Linked DNA regions of Homo sapiens: regions 1, 2, 3, 4, 5 and 7 are each linked to region 6. Evidence: chromatin loops called from intact Hi-C (ENCODE). Cell type or tissue: heart left ventricle. All regions are shown on one strand.

Region 1 (4,000 bases), 310 kb after region 6:
TTCTCCACCCACCCCAAATCCTTATTTTGAGGTTAAAAAGCACTCACAAGTAGGTTTCCCCAAACCTCTATTTGGAATTTTATTCTAGTAAGTTCTAATTCCCATCCCCGCCCTCCCCATCCCCACTCCCACGATGGCCAGAACATTTTAATGGCAACAGAAAAATACATATCTTCCTACTTCATATTATGGAGAATTTGGAGAGGGGAGGGAGGTTAGAGAAGAGCCTTACATTAAAACAATGTTCTTTACACCTTTCCAAAATGTTAATAGTATCTGTAGCCACAGAAAATTTCCAATTCATAAAAATGTTGTCAAACCTGGAAAAGTGAACTCTTTTATTGTATTTTAAAAAATCCAACTACATGGTTAAAAAAAAAATACAGGGTAGCACAGACTAGTTGCTAATTCCATCTCCCTAAGCAAATGTGTGGTATTAAGAACTCCATATAGACAGAGTAACATGGAAAAGATGTTATGATTTATAAAATACAAATTTATTTTGAGCACATTACTAATTAATTGTAGCTTTTGACTTTATTTTCTTGATCAACAGATACTCAAAAAGTTCAACAGGTTATCATGTGGAGATCTATAAAATATCTTGATATTGAAAGGAGCCTTCATTATTAAAAAATGTGAGGAACTACTGACATCAAATCATAAATTCCTTGAAGGAAATATTAAAATCTTAAGCCTTCAATTCCCTTCTGCTGACTGTACCATAATCAGAATATCTCATTTATTGATGCAGATAACAATCAATACCATTCATCTTCACTCCCCTTCAAGCACAGCACGGTGATGTTATTCATATGCTTCACAGAGCACTATGGATTTATGTAGGCAGTGGAATAAAATACAATTCAGATCAACTCACCCCAGGAATTTACAAATCAAAGTTTTAATCAGTAGTTCATCATGTTCATACAAAAACACTGGCTCCACAAACCAAATAACATGGTATACCACCAAAACAAGCCAAACGTTTTGCTTTTTTTTTTTTTTGAGATGGAGTCTTGCTCTGTTGCCCAGGATGGAGTGCAGTGGCACCATCTCAGCTCATTGTAATCTCCACCTCCCAGGTTCACGCCATTCTCCTGCCTCAGCCTCCCAAGCAGCTGGGACTACAGGTGCCTGCCATCACACCCAGCTAATTTTTTGTATTTTTAGTAGAGACGGGGTTTCACGGTGTTAACCAGGATGGTCTCTATCTCCTGACCTCGTGATCCACCCACCTCGGCCTCCCAAAGTGCTGGGATTACAGGCGTGAGCCACCGCACCCGGCACCTTTTGCTTTTTAACGAGTTAATTATCACTAAGCTCCTCTTTTGAGATTTTCAGTAGTGATAATATAAAAATGGAAAGTACTAAGTTTACTATAATATTCACTATGCATTAGCATACATTTAGATGATACTGAGATATTTTTGCTTTTAATTTGCCACTTATTACAAGTAAATTAACTGAATAACAAAACCACAAACTACTGAAGTTAAAAAGTAACTGGCTATCAGTGATTTGAGCAGAAGTGCTATGCCATCTAGTGTCATGACAAGGCATTGCTTTATAAACTAGAGTAGGAAAAAATCTGAGCAATGTTCATTTATCAATTTTACTGAGCTTTTTTACTCGGTCTCATATAGTATAGATGTACTGGTAAGGAAACAATTTTTTTATTATGGAACTCAAATCACTCAAGTAAGTTTAACTTATCAATAGACAAACTTTCTAAATTCTAAAAAGTGTAAACTAAAAATCACTATATTAATTATGCTTTTACAATTAATTATTATACATGTCAATAAAGCTACAACTAATAACTAAGCTTTGCTTACCTACATTTTACAACCACTAAAACCAGAAGTGGCAGGGTGCGGTGGCTCACACCTGTAATCCCAGCACTTTGGGAGGCTGAAGCGGGCGGATCACGAGGTCAGGAGATCGAGACCACCCTGGCCAACATGCTGAAACCCCATCTCCACTAAAAATACAAAAATTAGCTGGGCGTGGTGGCGTGTGCCTGTAGTCCCAGCTACTTGGCAGGCTGAGGCAGGAGAATCGCTTGAACCCGGGAGGCGGAGGTTGCAGTGAGCCGAGATCACACCACTGCACTCCAGCCTGGGCGACAGAGCGAGACTCCATCTCAAAAAAAAAAAAAAACCCGAAGGGCTGATAAGCAGCAAGACCCAATGATGAGTTCTGAACCTTTCCCAGCCCTTCCTCTAAAGTAACTGGAAGACGTTAACCGGCAATAAAAGGCCAAAGGGCAGAATGGGGAAGCAAAATAAAAAAGTCACTTGCTAATCTAAAATCTGGGTAAGAGTGTAGAGTTTCTGATATATATTTTATGAATGAAAAAGAAAGGCTAAAAAATTATGACATAATTGATTTTATAGGAATCTGAAAATCACTTCTAAAAAATGGGTCTGTTATTTGATTTTGCCTGTATTTGTTTTCCAATAAAGGACCATCATGTGATCAAAAAGACAGAAATTATCTATGTGAATAGCAGTGTTACCTGCCACATATTTGGAACTCCTTCTAACTTAACTCAAAAGCTAAGCTAGAAAAAGATAATTCTTTCTTGCTTGCTTGCCCTGGTGTATAATCCTGGTTTTTTCCATATAACTACAAAGATGTGAGAGCACCAGCCTATGGAAATCTAGTTTGAGTATCAACCCTAGTATCTTTACTGCCATTCGCCCTACAGAAGAATAGCTATATCTCACTGTTGAGAAATGGCTATTCATCAGGAGACCAAATCCCAGTTTAATAAGGCATAATTTCTATTTAAAGGTCTGGATTTGAATGCCTACTACTCTGTCTCTTCTTTAGCTGCGTGAATGAATTTGGGTAAAGTCCCTAATCTCAGATTGTTTTATCATCTGTAAAACAGTAATAATGAGTCATGTAGCACTTCTGTATCAGGTTGCTCGGAGTAATAAATTAGAAAACTGTGTGAAAGTGCCTATTTTAGAATTTGGCATTTTCTAGTTTGTGACCTTGGACAAGTTATGTAAGCTATCATTTCCACATTTCTCTATCTTATTTCACAAGGTGTTGTAATAAAGATTATTTAAGCAAATATATTTTTACTAATTATGAAAAGGAATGGCCGGGCACGGTGGCTCACGCCTGTAATCCCAGCACTTTGGGAGGCCAAGGCGGGCAGATCACGAGGTCAGGAGATCCAGACCATCCTGGCTAACACGGTGAAACCCCGTCTCTACTAAAAATACAAAAAATTAGCTGGGTGTGATGGCAGGCACCTGCAGTCCCAGCTGCTTGGGAGGCTGAGGCGGGAGAATGGCGTGAACCCGGGAGGCGGAGCTTGCAGTGAGCCGAGATGGCGCCACTGCACTCCAGCCTGGGCGACTGACCGAGACTCCGCCTCAAAAAAAAAAAAAAAAAAAAGAAAAGAAAACAAAAAGATTGTACAATATGAGATATTATAAATGTTTACATCATTTAAGGTCTGCAAAAAGATGCTACTTACTGAAGATGCTCCTTCATTAGTGACTAATACATATTAGAAGTCAGCAAAAGTAATGGAAAAGCTAGGTAGAATCAAAATTAAAGAAAGAACTGCCAATCAGTTCTCCTTTCTCTTAAAACAAAACATCACTCCCTGCATGACTGTTAAAAACGGGCTAAGTAGCCCTTGTATTGTGGGAAGATCAGAAATCTGTTTAACAAAAATGGCATACTTTCTTAAAAATAATGGTCCAAAACATTAGTTCAATTCAACAATTACTGAATACTTACAATGTACTCGATACAAACACTTCAAATCCTGCTGTTTGAGGAACTCATCATAAAGCAGACAGACTTTTAAAAAAATCACATACAAGTGATGAGGGCAATCAACAGCATTAGCATAAACAAGGTACAAAGGAGCAAATAATTATTAGAGGTGATACCTGAGATTTCTTCTTTTGATTTGGATTTTGAAGGATGAATTAGTTTACTAGCCAGAGATAAGAAAGAACACTAAAGA
Region 2 (4,000 bases), 160 kb after region 6:
ATCTGGCAGTTCCTCAAAAGATTAAACACAGAGTTACCATTTAACCCAGCAATTCCAGTCCTAGATACACCCAAGAGAAATGCAAACATATACAAATGTTCACTGGCAGCATTTATAATAGTGAAAAAGCTGTGGTGGGGAGGTGCAGAATTCAAATTTATTTATCAAATGTACTGATGAGTGGATACATAAAATGTAGTATACCCACACAATGGAATATTCATCAGTAAGGAGTAACGAAGTCCTGATACGTGCCAGCCACAACACAAATGAGCCTTAAAAACATGCTAAGAGAAAAATGGCAGTTACAAAAGACCATATATGATTCATTTTATTAAATGTCCAGCATAGTAAAATCTATAGAGCTAAGAAGCAGATCAGTAGTTGTCTAGGGCTGGTGGGATGGCTTGGGAAAAACTGCTAATAGGAAGCAACTGCTAATCTGCATGAGGTTTTTTGGTGAGGTGGGAGAGTGTGATGAAAATCTTCTAAAATTGATTGTGGTGATGGCTTCCCAACTCTGTGACTATATTGAAAACCATTGAGTTATACACTTTAATTGGATGAATGTTGTAGTATATGATTTATATCTAAATAAAACTTACATTTTTAAAAGATTGCATCAAACTCAATTCTCATATGTTATTAGTCCCAAGATGAGGGAGGCTGTTAACTCAATAAACAGTTTAATTCTCTAAAATATAAAGTACAAAGCTGTCTTGTTTCATAAAAATCTTAGTTTCAGATACATTAAAATATAGCCATGGTCACAATGCTAATATGTAGCAGCATTAATGGTAGTCCTGAGGCTGCACCTCTTGTTTGTACTTAATAAAAAATATATATAAATTTTTTTTAGCACAATATGTTTTTGGGATATTAGACCACAGAAACCTTTAACCCCCCAAACAACAGAGAAAAAGAAGGAGGAAAGTATTGAAATTCCTTTTGATGTACCATCTACTTTTTTGCATCTGGATCTCTCCTGGAAACCTCTCACTAAGGTAAGTAATGTGGGGTTTTTAGTCCATCCTGCTTGCATAATACACTATTTACTTTGCATGCATAGACATACATATACACACACTCTCTAAAAGTAGAGCAGCTCAGATTAACACAAGACTGTACAATTTGTGTTTATTCAACCAATAAATTCCTTGATTGGGAGGATTTTTAGTTTTATTTTATTTTTAATTGATACATGTTATTGTATATATTTACACAGATTTACTTTGTGTAATCTGTGTAATACACACATACACTGTGTATGATTTACACAGATTTACTTTGGAAAGCTGACAATGAAGAAGTATATGGTTGCTGATGTAGCTGATGTTTGCAATATACAGAAAAAGGGAGCAGAAAAACATTTCAGTCATTCTAACTGTGCCAATAACAATGATAAGTTTCAGAGTTCCTGGGAGAGCTTCAAGCTCTCATTATTTTTTAATTATTATTTTTGGATTCAGGGGGTACATGTGCAGGTTTGTCCCATGGTTATATTGTATAATTTTGGGGTTTGGGCTTCTGCTGAACCCATCACCCAGGTAGTGAACATAGTACCCAATAGGTGGTTTTTCAACCTTTGCCTCCCTTCTTTCCTTCCCCCTTACAAGTTATTTTGATGCCTCTTTAGATCCAGGTAGAAATCAAAATCATCATGAATTCAAGATTGATATTTCATGTATAAACAAGCCACAATTTCCAAATGGTGTGTGTAATAATTATCCAATAGCATGTCAGTTGCCTGAAAATTGGTTGGTGCTCAAGTTAGTCCAGAAAAGCTAATTTTCCTCCCTACTGTAGCCAAAATTCTGCCTATCAAAATTTTGCCTATCAATAGAAGGAACTGGTATTGTTCCTTCTGTACGTTTTTTGGGATATTAGACCACGGAAAGCTTGATAATACCTATGACCAAACAGAACTGAAAATTAACTGAATGAGAAGTTGTTTGTATTTATCTCACATAGCAGAGCTTGAAGAAAAGCAGTTTTAATTTGAGAAAAATATGGCTATGGACAAGATATGTGTGGAAAATATAAATGGACTTCAAACTTGATGGCTCTCTTTCTTTAGAATGTCTAGTTTTAAGTTTAACTTAATACTTTTCTTCTGATTTATAAATATCACAAGAATTATATTATTTTGTATTTGCTCCCAATGGAAGAGAGAACATGGAGGAATAAGAATATTGCTGAGATAACTGGGAAATAATTGGAAAGAGAAGATTATAAATTTGGGGGACTGGGGGTAGGATCTACTGAGCTATGAATAGTTCAAACAAACAACCCCAAACTCATCTAAGAATAATTGCATAGCATGTGGACAAACATCCTGAAGGAGAAAGGGCTGAGGGAGCTGTGAGGGAAAACTGTGAAGTGTGACAGTTTCTCTTTCCAGCCACCAGGATGCAGTGCAGGCCCAGGGCCTTCTGGAACTCCAGTGCATGTGTTCCTGAGAGGACTTGGAGGTGGCCAAGCAGATGCAAGGTCCCTGCACAACTTTCTGGGGTCTCATTTAACTGAATGATTTAGGGAACAGGGTAACAAGTAATTATTTTATATTAAAACTCTTAAGGATGTATTATGGAATACAATACAAGGCATTTTTCAGAAAGAAAATGACACATGAGAATTTGGGATGTGGAAATGTGTCCTCAGACAAGCTCCTTTCTGTAGCTGGGTTTAGAAATGTGGTTTAGGTGCTTTCCATGGAGGAAAGAAACTAGAAATTTGAGGGAGGAAAGGGAAGGAAGAAAAAAAAGGAGGTGGGTTTCCTTCAATATGGGAGCAGAAGGGAAAGGCAAGAATAAATTACCCAAGGATAATTTCAGGATATGTGGAAATAATCTTTGCTATATGTTCTCCCAAAAGGTAAGGCTGTCCAAGGGTGAAACAAGTTTAGACCACTGTCCAACCAAGATAAGCCTGAATGAAGACCATCTTCTTTGCAAAACACAAGGTAACTGCCTTTGCTTATTTAAAAAAAAAAAAAAGGCCGGGCGCGGTGGCTCACGCCTGTAATCCCAGCACTTCGGGAGGCTGAGGCGGGCGGATCACGAGGTCAGCAGATCGAGATCATCCTGGCTAACACGGTGAAACCCCGTCTCTACTAAAACTACAAAAAATTAGCCGGGCTTAGTGGCGGGCGCCTGTAGTCCCAGCTATCCCGGAGGCTGAGGCAGGAGAATGGCGTGAACCCGGGAGGCAGAGCTTGCAGTGAGCCGAGATCGTGCCACTGTACTCCAGTCCGGGCAACAGAGCGAGACTCCATCTCAAATAAATAAATAAATAAATAAATAAATAAATACATTTACTAATTTGAGTGTTAGTAGCTGATTATGACTAACGTGAGTTACTCACTAGGATAGTCTAATTTGTAAAAAGAATACAGAAAATCAAACCCTCCAATGTGGAACTTTATAATGGCAATAATAGCTATTGCCAACGCATTAAAATTGCCTATACACAAAAAAGATTCAGTTCATTTCAGCTTCTCAAAATATTTATTGAGCACATTTATGTGTCTTCAAAAACTCATTACATTAAAATAAAATGAAGCCCACTTAATGAATGTTACATGCTCAAAGAATAATGCTATAGGATGGAACACATCTGAAGTCTAGTAAAATAAGTTATGAAGTATCAAGAAACAAATTACCATTCTCAATTAGAATATAATTTTTAAAAATAATATTTATATGGCACCAAGATAAAACTGAATAAAGAAAGAAAACTGACTTTTAAATCTATCTCAACTCAACCCACACATCTTTGCTGAAATAATTGAAGGGGGCACATATAAGCTGTCAAAACTATTAAGATAAAGGTATGCATGAATATCCCACCTGGAGAGCAATGCATAATGAAAATGTTCGAGAATAACTAGCAATTGAAATATTTCCCAAACATTCGCCTTATCAAAAGGATTTCCATTTATGAATTTTTCAATGTTAAATGATAGAATATCTAAGAAAAACACATACCTAATACCCAGCTT
Region 3 (4,000 bases), 150 kb after region 6:
GAGCAATGTTAGTATTTTTAGCAGGATAATTTTTCATTTTGGGGACTGTCTCATGCATTGCAGGAGGTTTGGTAATGGAATTAAACACAGTAGCACCTCCCAGGCATTGTGACAACTAAAACTACACACACACACACACACACACACACACACACACACACACACTTCTAAACTCCAATTCTTCCCTTGTTCAGAATCTCTTATTTGTTGTTTTGAATTACATATGTATTGGGGCTATCCTGTTAAGGATAAGTGATCATTTAGTACAGAATATGCCTAAGAAAACTGCCATTTGTGACAGTTGGGGCTTTCCAGGAAGCAAATGACATCAAGTTAGAGGCAGACGTTTACTGAGGATTACACTGTGAAAAATAAAGGAGGAGGAGACAGGACCGGGAAGGTAGAGCATCAGACAAATTCTCAGCCTACTCAGCAGGAGCTCCAGAGCAAAGATGCCTGCTGTGGGAGTGCTGCACAAGGAGGACTGGCCAGGCCCAGCCATCCCTGCAGCTGCATGCTCAGGCATTGGCCTGGAGAGAGTACAGCCTTGGCTTGGAAACTGAGGCAGATCATGAAGTTGCTCGAGGTTCTGAGTAACATGCCACCATGATGTTTTTTTCTCTTAAGTCATTTATTTCACATGAGGTTAATCATTATCACCAAATATAATTGAGAATTATTATTTTTTGTTCAGTATAAATGAAGGAGGAGGAGTTGCTAAGATAGTCACATTATTGGATACTAAAAACCAATATCTTAATTGCTTTTTTTATTTTTACAAATTAGTGTTGAAATAGCCCTGCAGCAAAATGAAATCATGAACACATTTATTGATGACTGGAAATACCTCGCAGAAGAAGAAGGCACCTTTGGGGACAAGACCGATACCCACCTGAAAGAGTACCAGTCCTTTACCGACCTTCATAGCCCAACGGAGAAAATGATTACCTGTGTCTCATGGCATCCAACTATCTATGGTGAGATGGAAATGATGGGGATTCCCTTTTGTGATAACATTGAAATTGTCTGTTGCTTTCATATGTAAAATTGCAAACTAGTTCAATGTCAATAAGACACCTTCCATTTGCTCTGTACTCACTAGGTACCTGCCATGTGCTTTCCACGCCCTCACTGTCATGTGTCCTCCCAACAACCCTGTAGGATACACACCTGTCATTATCTCTGTTTCACAACAAAAGGACCCAAGCTCAACTCAGGGAAGTGACTCGCCCAGGTCACCCAGATGGCATAAGGCAGAGTCTGGGTTGGGCTTGGGCCTGTTGCTCTCCCAAGGCTAAATTTCTTCCTCCTAACACTGCCTTTCTGATTACTAGACAAGAGAGGAAATGTGCCTCCTTTAAAGAGCTCAGCAGCCAAGGGAGGTAGGTAGGGATGTGCAAAGATGGAAACATGGAAAGAGAGAGGTATTTGTCCTCTTTCTTCCTCCTTTCACCCTACACTGGCCCTTTTCTCACAAAAAAGAAACAAAACAAGATTTTCTTTTCTTCCAAAATCTTCTGAGTCCCCTGTATATTTTATACTAACAGTACATGTCAGTTTGGACCAGCCAGATTTCAAGTGCTAAATAAGTAGCATGTAACTAGTGGCAACCACATTAGCCAGCAGAGCTCTAAGAAAACTCTTGCTCTCCTGTGGACAAAGTGTAAATGAAGAGTGGCTGTGTAGAAAAGCAAAAGCTAGAGACATCTCTCCATGTATAGTTGCTGCCAACTTTAATTTCTACATGTGTTTCCATCAGGGCTAATAGCTGTGTCGGTAGCCGTGCGACTTTCTTTTGAAGACAGAGTTCACTTTTCTGGTAAATTATTGCTGCAGCCATCACTGATTCTTTTCTGGAGCTTCTCTGATCCTATACATCCTCAGGTAATTAGGGAGAGTTGCCTACATAGCCTAAATTTTCAAATACTACTTTCATGTATACCTTTAGCAGTTTTTATTGCAAAGTACTTTATAATCATGTAATGTTGTAAACATTTATAAAGTTAGGCTTTCTTCAATGCAGAACTTGTCATCATTCAATTTGAGCAAAACTAAAGTTTACAATTTGTTTATTGAACAAATCAACATGCTATTTTTTTCAAAGATTGTAAGAGGAATGTTTAAACTATTTTTAAAACAAACTCTTTTATGGACTTTACTTGAATACTAATTGGTCAAATGCAAATAGATTTTAGTTTCACATGAGTTTCCTCAATTCCAAGGATCACTGGGTAATAAATAAAGGTGAATGTGTGGGAGAGCACTGGGGAGTGGTAGGGACTGCGGCCTTGGAGAGTGCATTATCCATCTCTAGGCTGGCTGCCCTCTTGTTGCCAGGTGGTCCCATTGTCAAGAGAATTGAGAAATTTGGAATTTTGTATGAAATCGCCCAATTTTAAATAGCTCAACTAAAACCAAGCCAAAACACACAAAAACCCCACTCAAACCAACCAAAACACATAGCAATTCAAATAAAATGAGGCTGAAGGCTGGGTTTGCTACACAGGGTTCTAGTTTTCATGGTCTGCTCAATAAGAGATCTGCCTAGTGGGTGGGTGGTGTATAGTGTTAGATTAAGTTATTTCAATGTTTTAAATATAATAATATTTTGTTTCTAAAAAGTATTCATAATTAAGACTTTCCCTAAAAAACCCTAGCCTCCCCTTCTTCCTTTCCCCAATTCATTTGAATTAAGGTAGTTTTACTGTAATAGATTCTAGATACTTTAATGATTATAGACCCAGAGATCAAATTGAAAGATCTCTAGCCCTTTCTTGTCAGCCACAAAAACAGAGCCACTCTCTCACTAGAGTTTTCTAACCTTTCTACCCTGTAGATCTCCTCTCCACTCCAGGAGTGCCTGGCTCAGTATTCAGCAAGCAACAAAACAGACACAGATCCTGTCCTCACAGAGCTTCCCTTCCATGGTTTTCAGGAACACTAATTTCATAGTCTTTTTGTTATAAACATTGTAACATGCTCCCAAAATAACTACAATTTGTTTCCACTGAGGGGTGGGTTGGGGAATACCTGGGTCCCCTTGAGAACATACTCACTGTCACTCGTATGGCCAATGTGCACAATAAAATTAAGCAAAAGCAGCTTTTAGTCCAGAGGCAGAACTCTGAGAATAGACTCTCTACGCACCTTGCTTATAGATAGCTATAAAATTAGACTTTTAACTGTCTTAATATTATTTTCTCGCCATGATCTTAATCTCTTTTCTCATTCTTTCATGAATTTGCTGGGTTTACTTTAGTTAATGCTGGAGAGCCCAGATGACATCTTCTGCTTCAAGTTCTGTCCGAGTGATCCTAATATCATTGCTGGAGGCTGTATCAATGGGCAGGTACTTAACAGAATTTTTTTCAGCTATGTATTAATGTAGACAACCTTTGGTAATAAGTTTTGACTTGGCAGTTCCTTGGACTTAAGGATTCAATTCAGCAGAAGGAAGGCATGCCAATTGTGTGCCAGACACCACACCAGGAAGCAGGGTATAGAGACGTGTTACACACGGTATCAGCTCCTGAGGTGTTCACGGGGTAACCCAGCTTCAAAACTGAAACAGAATTGGGTGAAATCTATTTGTGTTGCTGGGACTGAACCACATATTGTATAAGATTCCATGGAAGAACAAAAGCTACAAGCATTACTACCTCTTGGAAAAAAAGGCCTCTTCTGAAATTTCCTTGGGAGTAGGAGTTAGGGGATGATCCAGAACTTAAACAGAAATTCACTAGAAAGCATACACACATCACTGAATTTATAGGCAGATATATGTGTGTATATATATATATAGATAGATTATATATATATATAAAGATTATATATAAAGATTATATATAAAGATTATATATATATATATGTATCTCAATACCGTTTGCTTTTATCTTCTTTTTAAGTTATCTAATATCAAATTTAGATCCTATCCTCCAATATCCTGTTTCTCTAGTGAAGCAAAACAATCATAAAGCTGTTTTATGGTCAAGGTTTAAAT
Region 4 (4,000 bases), 300 kb after region 6:
AGACATTCTTTGAATCAAACACACACAAAGAACTAAGCCAATCTAATGGTTAATGCAGTCATTCCTCCCTCCTCCAGCTTAATGTACTGGCCCCGGAGCCAGAATGCCTGGGTTTCCCAGCTCCAGTGCCTTGAACAAATTACATAACCTCTCTGTACCAGTTCTCTCCCCTGAAAAGTAGGGTTAGTAATAGCACCTACCTCATCAAACTAAATGACTCAATACATGTAAAGCATGTAGAAAAATGCCTGGCACATAGCAAGCATTCAATAAATGTTGGCTATTCATTTTGTGCCCAGTATGAGGGAAAGCAATGTAGAGGTGGATATGGAGATAAATAAAACAAAGTGCATTAAAGAGGGAATATTTCAACTGGTTCTTGGAGAAAATACGGAGTTCACAAGGAAGACAAAAAAGGGCCAAGTCAAGCAAATGGTGTGAGTGAAGGCACAGAACCACGAAACTAAATAGCATATCTGGGGAATTGTAAATGATTCATTAGAGCTAGATTAAGAGGCATGTGACATATGCTGCCTCCATCCAAAAGCAAAGATTTTAAAAAAGAGAGAGAAAAAATAGAGGCACATGGGAATGAGGGAGTAGAAACCACAGGATTTACTGACCAAACCTATGTGATAGGAAGTGAGGTAGAGCAGGTTTCTGGGTTTATGGTGATGCCATTAATCAGAAACAAAATGTGGTACATGGTGTGACCTTTGACACAATGTGTTTGGACATACAGTATGGGAGGGACCTTTAAGAACCAAGTGGAGATGTACAATTGGATACACAAATCTAGGCTTTATAAGAGCACTCTGGCAAGCCATACAGTATAGGGGATCATCAAAGTGTTACTGATTGTAGTAGCCATGAACTTGGTTGAAATCTTCAAGAACAAGGGTAGAGAATGAGAAGAATAACAATGTAGACTACACTGGCAACCAGGGGCAGTTGGAAGAGAAGGAACCAGAGAAAATAGAACCAGAATAGCATGGAGCCCTGGAAGAAACCAAAAGAGTAAATCAGTTTTGCACTAATTGATGGTTTTAGTGGAAAAATGACAGAAAACCCAATTCAAACTTGTTTACATTGTTAATAAGACATATTGGCCCATATAACTGAAAACACAAGCCTCTGGATGGGGGGATAGCATTATACCAAGACAAATGAGAATCAACCCTAAGCCAGGGGTGAGGAATTCAGCTTACTTGCAACATTTAGCAGTCATATTGAGTGCCTACTATGTGCCAGGCATTGTTCTAGTCAATGAACAAAACAGGCAAAAAGTCCCTTGTCTGTGGACAGAACACACAAATGCCTCTTGGTATCTCCCCACACTCTCTTTTCATTGAAAGGCAATGCTTCAAAAAATTGGAAAAATTATCTATGTGGAGGAAGATGAAGAGAGAAAACTTTAGAATGTAATGCAAATTCCAAAACATTTGCTGGGAATTTTAACACGATTTTGTAGGAATATGTGAAACTTCTGTACTATTATGAAATGGAGGGGTGACATAGGGAAGCAGTACAGTATGGATAAAAATTCTAAAATTCCAAAATACCACCCATGTTTTAAAGTCCAGTTATGAATTCAGATTAGTCAGTTTTTGACTTAATCAAATTGAGTTGCTGCATTTATTCGGATTATATAGACCTGTAAAAATACTTAGAGGTTTCAAATGTCTCTGGTAGAGCTTTGTACCTAACTTGTGTGACATATTTTAAATGTAGATTATGTTCAAACCTGCATTAATCCATTCATATTTTAAATTTAAAAATATAATTAGCAATAAAAGAAAGCCTCATGCTCAGCTATTATATCCAACTAAGCACTACCAGTTTCTCCATCCCTCTCTTCTCTGAAGCTAACACACTGTACATCCATGGGTACACTATGTCAGCTCACTAGGCCTATTTTCCATTCCACAATTTGAAAATGATGAAACCTACCTAATTGGATTTTTGGAAACTAAAATATTATGTGACTAAACTTTGTGAATTCAAAAGCACTACACAGCATTAAATTTTAAGATTAGAAAGTTGCAAGTTTACAACTGAGTCCAGATCTTAGTGTTTTAATGGTGAAAACGCATTGCCAATTTTCTCAGTAATTTTTTTTGGCCAAAGCAGTTGAATCAGTAATATTTTTCTGATTCCAGTTAGAATGTTTCCCATAAAACTCTATGAAGCTATTTACACTTCAAATTTTAAAACATGGCCCACATATGCTTAGTTATTTTCTCAAATTACCCTGTACAAAAAGCCATTCATGCCTGATATGGTTTATTTCTTTTTTTTAGAGATGGGATCTTGCTCTGTCACCCATGCCAGGGTACAGTGGTGCATCATAGCTCACTGCAGCCTTTAACTCCTGGGCTCAAGTGATCCTCCTGCTTCAGCCTTTCCCAATAGCTAGGACTACTATCGTGCACCACCACGCCTGGCTAATTTTTAAATTTTTTTGTAGAGATGAGGTCTGTATTAGTCCATTTTCATGCTGCTGATAAAGACGTACCCAAAACTGGGCAATTTACAAAAGAAAGAGGTTGAATTGGGCATACACTTCCATGTGGCTGGGGAAGCCTCACAATCATGGCATAAGGCAAGAAAGAGCAAGTCACATCTTACCTGGATGGCAGCAGGCAAAAAGAGCTTGTGCAGGGCAACTCCCATTTTTAAAATCATCAGGTCTCATGAGACCCATTCACTAGCATGAGAACAGCACGGGAAAGATCTGCCCTCATAATTCAGTCACCTCCCAATGGGTTCCTCCCATGACATCTGGGAATTGTGGGAGTTACAATTCAAGATGAGATTTGGGTGGGGACACAGCCAAACCATATCATTCCACCCCAGCCCCTCCCAAATCTCAGGTCCTCACATTTCAAAACCAGTCATGTCTTCCCAATAGTCCCCCAAAGTCTTAACTCACTTCAGCATTAACCCAAAAGTCCACAGTCCCATGTCTCATCTGAGACAAGGCAAGTCCCTTCTGCCTGTGAGCCTGTAAAACCAAAAGCAAGTTAGTTACTTCCTAGATACAATGGGGGTAAAGGCATTGGGTAAATACAGCCATTCCAAATGGGAGAACTGACCAAAACAAAGGGGCTACAGGCCCCATGCAGGTCTGAAATCCAGCAAGGCAGTCAAATCTTGAAGCTCCAAAATGATCTCCTTTGACTCCATGTCTCTCATCTGGGTCATGCTAATGCAAGAGGTGGGTTCCCATGGTCTTGGGAAGCTCTGCCGCTGTGGCTTTGCAGGGTACAGCCTCCATCCCCACTGCCTTCATGGGCTGGCACTGTCAGTGACTTTTTCAGGCGCATGGTGCAAGCTGTAAGTAGATCTACCATTCTGGGGTCTGGAGGATGGTGGCCCTTTTCTTACAGCTCCACTAGGTGGTGCCACAGCAGGGACTCTGGGGGTTTCAACCCCACATTTCCCTTCTGCACTGCCCTAGCAGAGGTTCTCCATGAGGGTCCCCATCCCTGCAACAAACTTCTGCCTGGGAATCCAGTTGTTTCCATACATCTTCTGAAATCTAGGCAGAGGTTCCCAAAGCCCAATTCTTGACTTCTGTGTACCTGCAGGCTCAACACCACATGGAAGCTGCCAAGGCTTGGGGCTTGCATGCTCCGAAGCCATGGCCTGAGCTCTACGTTGGCTCCTTTCAGCCATGGCTGGAGTGGCTGGGATACAGGGCACCAAGTCCCTAGGCTGCACACAGCACAGGAATCCTGGGTCCAGCCCACAAAACCACTTTTTCCTCCTAGGCCTCTGGGCCTGTGATGGGAGGGGCTGCTGTGAAGACCTCTAACCTGCCCTGGAGACATTTTCCCCGTTGTCTTGGGGATTAACATTTGGCTCTTCATTACTTAAGCAAATTTCTGCAGCCAGGTTAAATTTCTTCTCAGAAAATGGGATTTTCTTTTCTATGGCATTGTCAGACTGCAAATTTTCTGAACTTTCAAGCTCTGCTTCCCTTATAAAACTGAATGCC
Region 5 (4,000 bases), 83 kb after region 6:
ATTACCATTAGTGCAAATCTGACACTAACAATAGCATGATTAGGAAAAAAATTACCTTAGCTTGGATTTCCATTTTTAGAATTGATCCAATGATTGTCAATATGTCACTAATAATAATCATAATGTACCATCCATTGACAAATTCCATTTGATCAGAAACAGAAACTTCCTTCTTATAATGGAGGAGGAAAAAATTGACAAACTCCTTTAGGGAAAAGAGGGGAGGCACAGTGAATGTCTCTGTCAATCAAAATGTCAGTAGCATTCCTAGAAAGCAACGTTCCCTACCTGCTGAAGCTGAAGTCCTCTAATCACAGATCTAATGCAGAGGATTAATGAAACCAAGCAAGTCAGAATGACAAAGGCATCAAAGATCATCATGTAATGAGTGTTCTTCTGAACTGAAAGCAAAGAGGATTACATAGTGCTTATGTAGTGGGACATTAATATGGTGACATCTTCTTTTTAGAATCATTTAAATAATTCAAGCATTCTTTCTGGTAAGACAACAAAGAAGCCCTGATAAACGGTCTTCCAATTAGTATTTGAAGAAGGGCAAAAGTCTTTCTTTTAAAAAATCACCACAACTGAGGCTGGGTGTGGTGGCTCATGCCTGTAATCCCAGCACTTTGGGAGGCCGAGGCAGGCGGATCACAAGGTCAGGAGATCAAGACCATCCTGGCCAATGCGGTGAAACCCTGTCTCTACTAAAAATACAAAAAAATTAGCCGGGCATGGTGGTGAGCGCCTGTAGTCCCAGCTACTTGGGAGGCTGAGGCAGCAGAATGGCGTGGACCTGGAAGGTGGAGTTTGCAGTGAGCCAAGATCATGCCACTGTACTCCAGGCTGGGTGACAGAGCGAGACTCCATCTCAAAAAAAAAAAAAAGAAAAATCACCACAACTATCATTCCAAGATCTTTAATTATAAGCCTGTAGTCTTTTGTTCTTAATACAATTACCTCCCTGCATATTCTTTTTTTTTTTCCTCAGCCTCCCTCGTAGCTGGAACTATAGGTATGCCACCATACCGGGCTAATTTTTAATTTTTTTGTAGAGACAGGGTTTCACTTTGTTGCCATGGTTGGTCTTGAACTCCTGGTCTCAAGTGATCCTCTCACCTCAGCCTCCCAAAGTGCTGAGATTACAGACATGAGCCACCATGCCCAGGCCCATCTCCCTGCATATTCTATTAAAATGTACTTATCTAGGTATAAAATATTTATTATGCATTCACTATGTGTCAGGCATTTTTCTAGATGTTAGGATACAGTGGTGAACAAGATAGACAAGGCCCTTGATCTGTGGAACTTCTATTCTACTACAAAGAAGTAAACAAACACATAACAAAATACTTTCAGATAGGAGTAAGTAATAGAAAGAAGATAAATCACAATAGCTAACATGTATTGAGCACATTTCTTGCCAAACATAGCTCTAAACACTTTATATGTGTTAACCTATTTGATCTTCACAGCAACTCCAATGAGGTAAGCATGATTATCCCCACTTTGCAGGCGAGAAACCTGAAGCACAGAGAGGTCACATGATTTCCCCACAGTTGCAGGGCTAGTCAGTGAAAGAGCTGGGGGAAAATCTGTGCAGTTTGTTTCCAGTGTCCATCACTCTATGTCAGTGGTTCTTGGCATTTTTTGGGAGCTTGTTAGAGATGCACATTCTCAGGTCCTACTCCAGACCCACTGAATCAGAAACTGGGTTTCTGCAAGCCCTCCAGGTGATGCTAAAGTTTGAGACCTACTGCTCTATATGAGGGAGGTTAGTGTCGGGCAATGTGGAAGCAGAGAGGTTGATTTATATTGCATAGTAAAGGAAGGCCTCACTGAGGGAGCAGGGGGTTTTAGCTGAAACCTGAGTGATAAGAAAGAGCCACCCTTATGGAGATTTTGGAGAATCGAAAGTGCGAAGTCCTGGCCACCATGCGTGGAGCCAATGGAGAGAGGTGGGCAGAGGTGTCAGCCATTGTACACTGCCACAGAGCTTGTCTCTATTTAACAAGTTAGACTGCTCTCTGCTGACAAAAAAAAGAAAGTACTTAAAACTAGCTCTGTGATGAAGCATCCCATTAGTATCTGCCAAGGAGCATAATTACTACATAAATGTCTAAATTGACTTTAGAGAAACTTACAAATTAAGAAACAAACATTTGAGAGAATGCCTAGGTGCCAGACACTTGTGTATGCTGTCATTTTCCTCATTCTGGTGTTTGTGGAGAATGATTATAAAGTATACAGATGACAAAACAGGCTTATGTTTCAAATGTGACTCAAGAGCCTCATATATTTGAAGTTACCTATTAGTGAAAAAAATACTATCATGGCAAAATTTCATTTTATTTACTCTATCTCATTATTACGTCTGAACTTGGCAAATCAATTAGTAAGAAACTTTAGAACTGTGATTATCCAAGTATAGTCTGAGTAAGGACTATTTACACATTTCTAGGCCCCACCCCAGACCTACTGGCTTGCATAGAGCTGGGGAAACTGCATCATAGCAGGTACCCAGGATGATTCTTCTGCTGATTAGAATCTGAGAACTCCTCATCTAGCGACCATTAAGTCCAGTACGATGTACCATTATGTCACTTATGAGAGACTAGAAAATTAGATAAATTCTTTCCAGGCAATTCTCTCCAGTTCAGCTCCAAAATTCTTGACAGTATTTGGTCTACACCTGAATTTTTGTCCATATTTCTAAGAGTAGATCCTTTCCTCTTTCAGTACACTTTTAAATGGACTGAAGACAATCATAATATGTGGGATGCTGCAGGGTCACATCCTACCTGACTTGCCCCTGGCTTCTGAGCCTTAGTTTCTTCATCTGTAAAAATAAGGATTCTCCCTATCTTAAGGGCATTTAAAAATATTAAAATGAAGAAAACTAAGGTGGAAGTAGGTACACAGCATGCACTCGGTAAGTGTTGGTCTGGGAAGATGTATGTAGGGTTTTGGTGGCGGGGGACTGTGAGTACATTCTTGGTCAGGAGTGGGCAAGTGAGGGCACAAGGAGAGGAAGGCCATTTCAGTTATTCATGACTCACATATTGCCTGAAACATCAGAGTTGATCTACTTGTAGAGGTTTAGGGACTTGAAAATGGTCTAATCTTCTATTTGTTGTTCTAGATATCCAGAGGGTGCTATTTTAATAACCATTTTACATTATTTAATAACCATTCTGAAAACTAGTAATGCGCATCACTTACTTGATCCAGATACATGCCAGTCTTTACATTCTCTGATGGAAATGTCATTATCTAAACTTATTTTAATTCTTCCACTATGGGCCTTGTTGTCAAATGTTATCTGTGAAGACAGGAAAACAGTCAAAAACATACTTATAGTTTTGGAGCCAAGAAACCTCTACACATTAATTAGGAAACAATTCTTTCAAGGGGACAGGAGACCCAGATTCTCAACTCTGATCTGTTGCTAATTCTGTTCAACCATGGGAAGTTCTCTTCATTTCTCTGTGAAATGAGAACGATGAACTAGATCTTCTACAGAGACCCTGTAGTCTCTAAAACATTATATGTCTAGGGCAGCATTTCCACTCCAAAGAACTTATATAACAAGAGCACTTCCTCTTGCTCTCTGTTCTAAGTACCTCCAGATACCTTCTTCATGTGAGCAAGAACTGGTACAACTGTGCTTTCTCCCAAATTCCGGCAGGACCTCAGTTAGGGGTAGATTTTTAGTGCTGCTATAATTCTTACTAATACAAAGGCTCATTATTTCTGCTTTGAGACATTTCAAGTGGAGCTTTTTTGATTTTTATTCTGGGCCTAGATTTCTTAGTCACGTTGGCACTACATGTATTATAAAGGGTTTGGTGACAGGGAGTCAACAGTCACATCTTGCTTCAAGAATAACCACTTCAGGACACCAGGGGCCAAGCAGGACAAAGCTAGGCCAGAACACCTTCCATAGTTTTCCTACTGTCTTCCTTATGCAAGGACAGGGAAGGCAAGGCAAGAAAATCAA
Region 6 (4,000 bases):
TTCAGTATACTTTCAAATTAATGAAGAGAATCAAGCAGAACATAAGACCACTGAATAATCTAAGTTAGAACTTATGTTGGTCTGAGCTAAGTTGCGGCAGAGTGAAAGAGGGCACAGAATCGTAAGAGATGGAGAGAGTCATGGCCTGGTCTCTAACTGGACTTGGGGAATAAGGAAGAAGGACAACCAAGAATGATTCCTGGTTCCCTGTCTTGGGCAAACTGAGTTTACTCTGGATATTCATGACAAGAGAAGACTATTCAGTGGCAGTTAAAGCCATGGGAGTGACGGCCCCTCAGAGAGACCACTGGGAAGGACAGCGTCGGGGATGGGGAGCAATGTTTGAGAATTAGAAAAGGAGATGAGCTCAGGAATGGGATGGAGCAGAAAGGCCAGAGGAGAAGCAAACAGAACCAGGGACAGGCGACCCTCAGAGAACAGACTGCGGTCAGAGTCTTCCACAGCAACACCTCTGCAGAGACAGCATTGAAGAGAAATGCCAGAGTGTCTATGGACTTAGTAATGCAAAGATGTGGGTGACACTGGCATGAGTGTCTGAGGGCAAAGCAGCTCCTACAATGGGTGGCGAGCAGAGACAGCCAGCTGGTAAATGCAACTCTCTGAGCAAATGATTTCATCTTACTAAGCTTCAGATGTCCCACCTACAAAATGGGGAGGGCAAGCGTACTGGTTCCTGAGGCTGCCATGAGAATCAGGTGGAACAGTCTGTGTGAAGTGCTTGTTACAGTAGTGCCCAGTGCCTAGCACTTACATTTACCCTTAGCCATTTACACTCAAGAAAGTTATCTTGAGGTATCATCTAATGGGTAGGTAAGAAAACAACTTAGCTCTATCATAATGCAAGATTTTTTTTCCCCTTGGATCCATGGAATGGGGCAGAGGAAACAGAGGCAGCTCTTGGGAAGATAAGACTGAAAATCTTATGAAATGCAAGGACAGCATCTAGTACCTTCCTTTCTGACATAAAACTAGAACACAAATCTCTAAGACAGTTTGCATTGGACCTTGTTTACAGATGGGAAAACAAGCAGGCTTAGAAACAGAAACCAGTCCTCCTAACAGAATCCAGTATAGGATTCTGTTTTTCTTTGAATTACTGAGAAGACTAGTTCTATGGTATGCTAAAAATATGTATTTTATGAACATCTTGGCCAGGCGCGGTGGCTCACGCCTGTAATCCCAGCACTTTGGGAGGCCGAGGCGGGCAGATCATGAGGTCAGGAGTTCAAGACCAGCCTGGCCAATATGATGAAACTCTGTCTCTACTAAAAATACAAAAAATAGTCGGGCGTGGTGGGGTGTGCTTGTAGTCCCAGCTACTTGAGAGGCTAAGGCAGAAGAATTGCTTGAACCCAGGAGGTGGAGGTTGCAGTGAGCAAGATCGTGCCACTGCACTCCAGCCTGGGAGACAGAGCGAGACTCTGTCTCAAAAAGAAAGAAAGAAAGAAAGAAAAAAAACATCTATATCACCCATCACTGGGGAATCCCGCCAAGAAGGAGTCCCCCAATTCCTCCCCAAGCCCCTCATCTCCAAATTCCTATATTTATGAAACCAAGTTAAATGAAGACATGGCACATTTAGAGAGGGGACTTCGGAGTCACAAAAGGCAGCATGAGGTTTGTATGTGAAAATGGACATTCACCTGCATTTGCTTCAATATGGGTAATGACAAAGGAGAGAGGAGCCTGGGGGTAAGCGTGTGGGTGTGAATGAGCCTCTGAACTGTTAGAAATAGTGTAAGTGTCCCACCAGATGTCGCCCTTGTCCTTGCCCACTTCCCCCAAAGCCAAGGCAATCTCAATCCACCAGACAGCTTCATATAGGGGAAAAAGTCCATTTCCTAAGATGGTTTCCAAACATAAGTTTTTTAAGGCTTTCACATCACATCATCTTATTTTAAATTCACATTCTCCTAGTGATAGAACCTGGTTTCTTAAGACACAGCTCTAGGAGAATATGTAAATCTTAAAAGAGCTTTTACCCAGTGGTCTAGGAGGCTTGTGTTTCTCCTCATTGGCCACAGGAGGGGGCTAGAGATACTCTCTTCTGAGCACAAGCAAGGAAAACCCCTAACGTTGCAAGGAGGGCAGCAGGCGGAAGGAAAAACTCACTGTTCTGGAAATGCATTTGACTGACTAGCTTGGAAATTTCCATCATTTTGATCTTTATAATGATATTCCAAATCACATATTTGACAAAGGTTAGTTTCTTTTCACAGAAAATTGGCAACCTATACTTGGACTTAGAAAATATGCCCCTGATCTCTGCGTATCTGTAAGAGAGTGGTGTATGCTGGGGAATAGTAACCACTTTTTAACAGAAACTGAAACTATAATCGGTGGCTTAAGTCAGTCAGTGAAATTATTGAAACCAAAACTTCAATCGTCAGGACATATTATACATCTGAAAAGCAGCAGGCCACAAATCAAATATACTTTAAAACAAATATAAAACAGAAGCCACAGGTATTTTACATTTTATTTCATTCTGATAACCTGGTCAAAAGGAAAGTCATTTAAACAAAATCTGCAAAATAAAAAACACTGAGCATCCATCATTAACATCATCCTAATTCTTTACTGAGCAAACAGAACAGGTTCCATAGGTAGCCCATGATATTTTATTTTATTTTAATTTTTTTATTTATTTTACTTATTTTTGAGACAAAGTCTCACTCTGTTGCCCAGGCTGGAGTGCAGTGGCATGATCTCGGTTCACTGCAGCCTCTGCCTCTCAGGTTCAAGCAATTCTCCTGCCTCAGCCTCCCAAGTAGCTGGGATTACAGGTGCATGTGCCACCATGCCCGGCTAATTTTTGTGTTTTTAGTAGAGACGCGGTTTTGTCATGTTGACCAGGCTGATCTTGAACTCCTGACATCAAGTGATCCACCCGCGTAGGCCTCCCAAAGTGCTGGGATTACAGGTGTGAGCCACTGTGCTCAGCAGTAGCCCATTTTAAACATGTGGATTAAGAGATGTTTTTTGAGCAATGACTGAGTAAATGACTCAGCATTTGCAGCGGTTGCTGTCTGGGCTCTGAAGGCCCTGATCCTTCCCCACTGTCCAAGGCTCAGATCAAAGCATACCTTCTCCAAGAATCATTTCTTTTCCTACTCTGCCCCACTCAAACTTATTACCTTTGCTTTTTTTCTCCTCATACTTTTTGTATGTATACCCTTATTTCTCTCCATAACACATCACAGATTTTATAAGCACGTCAGTCTCTCTCACTAAGGCATTTTCTTCCTTTTCCCATAATGCCTAGCAATTAATATGTGCCAACTCTTGTGTTCAGTGCTTTGCTTTATATACTAATTCATTTAATATTCAATATCCTGGAAGGTAAGTTTAGGCTGAGTATGCCCTATCCAGAATGATTTGGGACCAAAAGTATTTCAGATTTCTTTTGATTTTGGAATACTTGCATTATACTTACAGGTTGAGCATCCGAAATCCAAAAATTCAGAATCCAAAATGCTCCAATAAGCATTTCCTTTGAGCTTTGGTCATGTCAGTGCTCAAATGTTTCAAATTTTAGAGCATTTTGATTTCAGATTTTTCCGATTTGGGATGTTCAACCTATACTATTACTCTCATTTTACATAGAAAGATACTGAGACAGACAGGTTAAGTAACTTGTACAAGATCACAGGCACAGTAAACAGAACTGGGACCGAAACCCAGGCAATCTGGCTCCAGAGCTAAGCTCCTAACCACTGAGTCATGCTACCTCTTCTAAGAGGCATATAATAAACATTTGCTGAATTAAACAAAAATACAAGGCTTTGGGATATTCTTTACAGGATCTAATGCTCGAGGCGGTTTTCTTCCTATTATCATGCAAACAAACCATTTAAATACCCCAAGCCACAAAATAAAGTGTTAAAAATCATCTATAATTCCCATGGGCAAGTATATAGCATACTTACTAGATCCAAATATGTTCAAGTCTTTACATTCTTCAATTTTGGCATCACTG
Region 7 (4,000 bases), 130 kb after region 6:
CCCTTTATAAAACCATCAGGTCTCATGAGACTTATTCACTATCATGAGAACAGCACGGGAAAGACCTGCCCCCATGATTCAATTACCTCCCACTACACATGGGAGTTATTCAAGATGAGATTTGGGTGGGGACACAGCAAAACCATATTAACAAGTTTCAGGAATTAGGACATGAACATATTAGGGGGACATTATTCTGTTTGCCAGAAGTGGTTAATAGCACAGGCTTTGGAATTAGGCAGACCTGGTTTAAGTCATAAACTTATGACTTAAAGTCATTTAGTGACTGTGTGGCCACAGATGACTTCACCTTCCTGAGCCTCTGCTTCTTCATCTGAAAAGCAAGATAGACTATCTACCTCATAAGACTGATGTGGAAATTAAATTAGTAGTACATGCACATTTCCTTACATAGGGCTGTCACAAAGTAGGTTCATGTTAACTCTTTTTACTATAAAAAGATACTATAAAGACAGATAAGTAGATCAATGCATGAGAATAGAGTCCAAAAATAGACCACATGTGCATGGTCAATTGATTTTCATCAAAGATGCAAAGATAATTCAGTGGAGAAGGGATAGTCTTTTCAACAAATGATGCTGGAACAGTTAGATAGCTGTAAGTAAGAAAGTGAACTCAATCCATACCTCACACCATACACAAAAATTAACTCAAAAGGAATCATAGACCTAAAGGTAAAACCAAATATTCTAAAACTTCTAGAAGAAAACAGGAGAAAATCTTTGTGACCTTGGAGTTGGCAAAGATTTCCCAGATATGACACCCACAGCCAAAATCCCAAGAAATCTTAAAGCTTTCTTAAGATTTTCTTTTTTAAAATCTTAAAGATTTTTTTCTTTTATGGAATACTTGCCAGCAATGGAATGAACCATTGCTACGTTCAACAATATGAATGAATCTCAAAATAGTTATGCTAAGAAGATAAACAAAAAGAGTACATTTATAAATATTCCAGAAAAAAGCAAACTAATCTATAGTGACAAGAAAACAGCTTAGTGGTTACTTGGGGTTACTTAGGGATGAAGGAGGTGTATTGGAAGGCAGGGGCAGGAGGAAACATTTGGGTCTTATGGGTATGTACTTTATCTTGATTGTGGTAATGGCTTCATGGGGTATGTGCATATATTTATCAACTTGTACATATTGTATGCAGTTTATCGTTTGTCAATTATAACTCAGCAAAGCTGTTTTTAAAAAACTAGATAGCAACCAAAATGTTAAAAAAAAAAAAGAATGTACAATTGAAATGTATGAGAGTTGTTTTAAACAACGCTCATTATGTAGGATAATATATGTGTAACCTATGATTTATATTGCATAGCCTTCTATTGTGTGCACATAGTAAGATTCTGAGGCATGAATTGTGTAGAGCTTGAGTCTGCCTTTGGTTCCTGCTAGGTGAATAACTGCCATTCACTGGATCCTATGGAACATCATCTCTGTTCCCTCCTTGTCTATGTGTAGAGAAGCAGGACCCTCTCCATGGATCTTCTGTGTCCACTCATTAGAGAGAAAGCATAGCATAGTTGAGTTCAGGGATCTTGGTTTTGATCCCAGTACCACCACTTTCAACTTCCAGAGGCTGACCTTGGACATGTTATTGAACTCTGTGGTCCTCAGTTTTCTCAGCTAAAAAATGGAGACAAATATAGTAACCACCTCTGAATGTTGTTGTGAAGACTAAATGAGTTAATAATACACATAAAGTGCTTAAAACTGTGCCTGGAGCAGTAGGTGCACCATGGAAGTGCCCTCGCAGACATTGTCCTTGTGATTGGCACTCCTGACTTCAGTCAGCTTCAGAAGGCCCTGAAGGCCTCCTCCTCTGCACCAACACTTGTTTTACACTCCTTGGAGCAACCAGCCTCCCACTCTGCTGGAGGCTCCAGGGAGCCCATCTCATTGCTGATCACAGTGGCCTCATTGCTGTAGCCTATGGTGCTGTTCTCAGTGTGTGCCTCAAAGCCTACCCAATAGCAGTTGTTTTACAGTATTTGGCTGGTGACCCTTTGGGGTGGCCAGAAGCATCAGGCCTTGCCCTGGTTAGTTTAGTTCTCATGGCAATGGAGCATGATGGTACTGGACTATAGCAGTTTTGTGTGATCTGTTGGCTGCCAGTTATCTGCAGTTATCACTGTTTGCCAACTCGAAGCAGAAACAGTCCACTAGTTTTACTGACTTCTAGATAAAGGAATGTTAGATCCTATATTAGAGTTGCCTTGAAAAAGTCCAATTAGTGTGAAAGGATCATTTTTTGTGTGTGAAAAATATCAAGCCAGTAGAATTCGAAGTGTGTGTTTAGTAGGGGCAGATAACATAGAAAACAATCTTTGATGCTGTCTTTCCAGTGTCAAGGATGATAAAAAGCTTTCTGGTCTTCTGAATGCCTCTGTTTTATTAGGGACAGCTGCCTTCTTTTCGGCACTAGCACAGTGTGAGTCTCACAGTCCCACCTAGTGGTTTTCTCAGACAAAACTACAGAACTTTTGTTACCCATTCAACACTACAAATGCAGTCTGTTTGCAGAGGAGTACTTGATTCGAATCAAGTCAACAGTTACTTATTGAGCATCTTATAAGTGCCAGGTGTTATGGTTAGTCTTTTGAGGGAGATAAAAGTGTATAATTTGTCCTTCACTCATGAACAACTTGAATTCCCAATGTTATGCCAACTGACTGCAGTTTGAAATATGCTTCTGCATATAATCAGTGTTATGCATACAGTTATTTAAAACCTCCAAATTACCTGAATTATTGTATCATAGAGCCCCTGGGGTGGGGGAAAATATTTCTATTGGAAAATAAGCTCAAAATTCCAACATGAGAGGCCACATACACTTTCCCCCTTGCTGGCACATCTATTGAGAAGTTGGAGGGAGGATGGCCTGACATCCAGGGGCGTGGGTGCTAGAGGAGATGGGAGTGGACCCTGGGAGTTGGGGAGAGAGTCCTGGGGACAGATGCAGAGCTGAGACTGTTGTGGCTGATGATAGTGATATGAAGGATAAAAAAACAGGAAGAAGGCTTGAGAGAGGGGAGGGCAGCAGGCAAAATTCTCCTTTGTCCTCTAGCGTCCACCCTCCCAGGGCATGCTGCTGCTGAGGACTGGCCTGAGGCGCAAAGAAGGGATGGGAAGACCAGGGATGGAAGCCTCTTGAACCTCTCCTCTCTCCTGAGAGCAATACTGGGACTGGCAGCCAGATGGGAGGAAAGGGATTCCCTACCCACTTTCCTGTGTCCAAGGGTTTATTAATACAACCAACTGAGAAGCCACTATTTGAAAAATGTGAGGAATTGAGTAACAGTAAGTTTGACTGTGAAAAAGAGAAGCCCTAAAGAGCAGAGATCCCTATATAGGCTCAAGGGAAAGTTTCTTTTCTTTTTCTTTTTCTTTTTTTTTTTTTTTTTTTTTTTGAGACAGAGTCTCCCTCTGTTGTCCAGGCTGGGGTGCAGTGGTGTGATCTCTGCTCACTGCAACCTCCACCTCCCAGGTTAACACCATTCTCCTGCCTCAGCCTCCCGAGTAGCTGGGACTACAGGCGCGTGCCACCATGCCTGGCTAATTTTTTGTATTTTTAGTAGAGATGGGGTTTCACTGTATTAGCCAGGATGGTCTCGATCTCCTGACCTCGTGATCCGCCTGCCTCGAGCAGGTGTCAGCCACCGCGCCCAGCTTTAAGGGAAGGTTTCTTTAAAATGAGAGACCATTGAGCAAATCTGCATGCTGAGGGAAAGCAGCATGGAAGAAAGAAAAGCTGAAAGGAAAGGAATAGTTGAATGGATGCTGGTGGCTGAGGAGGGCAGGTCCTCTGAGTGCATAAGGGCAGAAAGGTGGTGCCCATTTTGATTAGCAGGTGGGCAGGGCTGCAGGACCTGGCAGGATTCTGTGCTATTCAGACCCTGTTTTCTCTGTGAAATAAAAAGCCAGTCACCTGGTAAGAGAGAGCAGCAGGGGAGAGGGTGAGGTTGGGGTGTTTTAG

Evidence for each region. A loop is a pair of places that touch in the nucleus more often than their neighbours do. Peaks named below come from ENCODE experiments on the same cell type or tissue, not always from the same donor. Only the 100,000 strongest peaks of a DNase experiment are listed, where the experiment ranks them.
Region 1: it touches region 6 in a loop (18-fold over the local background); 102 of 110 quality-filtered maps call a loop at or near these places.
Region 2: it touches region 6 in a loop (2.5-fold over the local background); 22 of 110 quality-filtered maps call a loop at or near these places.
Region 3: a loop joins it to region 6, with 2.2 times the contacts of the local background. A loop is called at or near these places in 24 of 110 quality-filtered maps.
Region 4: it touches region 6 in a loop (5-fold over the local background); 98 of 110 quality-filtered maps call a loop at or near these places.
Region 5: a loop joins it to region 6, with 13 times the contacts of the local background. A loop is called at or near these places in 65 of 110 quality-filtered maps.
Region 7: a loop joins it to region 6, with 2.1 times the contacts of the local background. A loop is called at or near these places in 31 of 110 quality-filtered maps.

Annotation. Positions count from the first base shown.
Region 1 is chr1:85,253,402-85,257,401 of GRCh38, forward strand. All of the region lies in intron 2 of C1orf52 (chromosome 1 open reading frame 52), which reads right to left. Among named protein-coding and RNA genes, the nearest start is that of C1orf52, 4.3 kb to the right of the region's middle. In heart left ventricle, a CTCF peak has its summit at 1,557; no DNase peak of the experiment used is centred here.
Region 2 is chr1:85,107,174-85,111,173 of GRCh38, forward strand. It overlaps DNAI3 (dynein axonemal intermediate chain 3), which reads left to right. Exons shown (of 23, transcript NM_145172.5): 15 at 860-1,004; 16 at 2,875-2,962. Among named protein-coding and RNA genes, the nearest start is that of MIR4423, 25 kb to the right of the region's middle. In heart left ventricle, a CTCF peak has its summit at 2,408; a DNase peak (open chromatin) is centred at 2,436.
Region 3 is chr1:85,092,672-85,096,671 of GRCh38, forward strand. It overlaps DNAI3 (dynein axonemal intermediate chain 3), which reads left to right. Exons shown (of 23, transcript NM_145172.5): 9 at 787-977; 10 at 1,760-1,884; 11 at 3,260-3,349. Among named protein-coding and RNA genes, the nearest start is that of DNAI3, 32 kb to the left of the region's middle. In heart left ventricle, no CTCF peak of the experiment used is centred here; no DNase peak of the experiment used is centred here.
Region 4 is chr1:85,245,486-85,249,485 of GRCh38, forward strand. It overlaps LOC105378821 (a long non-coding RNA gene), which reads left to right. Exons shown (of 3, transcript XR_947548.3): 3 at 1-638. Among named protein-coding and RNA genes, the nearest start is that of C1orf52, 12 kb to the right of the region's middle. In heart left ventricle, no CTCF peak of the experiment used is centred here; no DNase peak of the experiment used is centred here.
Region 5 is chr1:85,025,884-85,029,883 of GRCh38, forward strand. MCOLN3 (mucolipin TRP cation channel 3) reads right to left here. Exons shown (of 13, transcript NM_018298.11): 7 at 3,223-3,322; 8 at 289-401; 9 at 56-205. Among named protein-coding and RNA genes, the nearest start is that of MCOLN3, 21 kb to the right of the region's middle. RefSeq lists an enhancer at 1,716-2,025. In heart left ventricle, a CTCF peak has its summit at 2,021; no DNase peak of the experiment used is centred here.
Region 6 is chr1:84,943,083-84,947,082 of GRCh38, forward strand. MCOLN2 (mucolipin TRP cation channel 2) reads right to left here. Exons shown (of 14, transcript NM_153259.4): 7 at 3,951-4,000. Among named protein-coding and RNA genes, the nearest start is that of LPAR3, 52 kb to the left of the region's middle. RefSeq lists an enhancer at 1,884-2,178. In heart left ventricle, a CTCF peak has its summit at 2,021 (motif pointing right); DNase peaks (open chromatin) are centred at 1,759 and 2,079; H3K4me3 peaks cover 948 bases; H3K27ac peaks cover 191 bases.
Region 7 is chr1:85,076,636-85,080,635 of GRCh38, forward strand. All of the region lies in intron 3 of DNAI3 (dynein axonemal intermediate chain 3), which reads left to right. Among named protein-coding and RNA genes, the nearest start is that of DNAI3, 16 kb to the left of the region's middle. In heart left ventricle, a CTCF peak has its summit at 2,493 (motif pointing left); no DNase peak of the experiment used is centred here.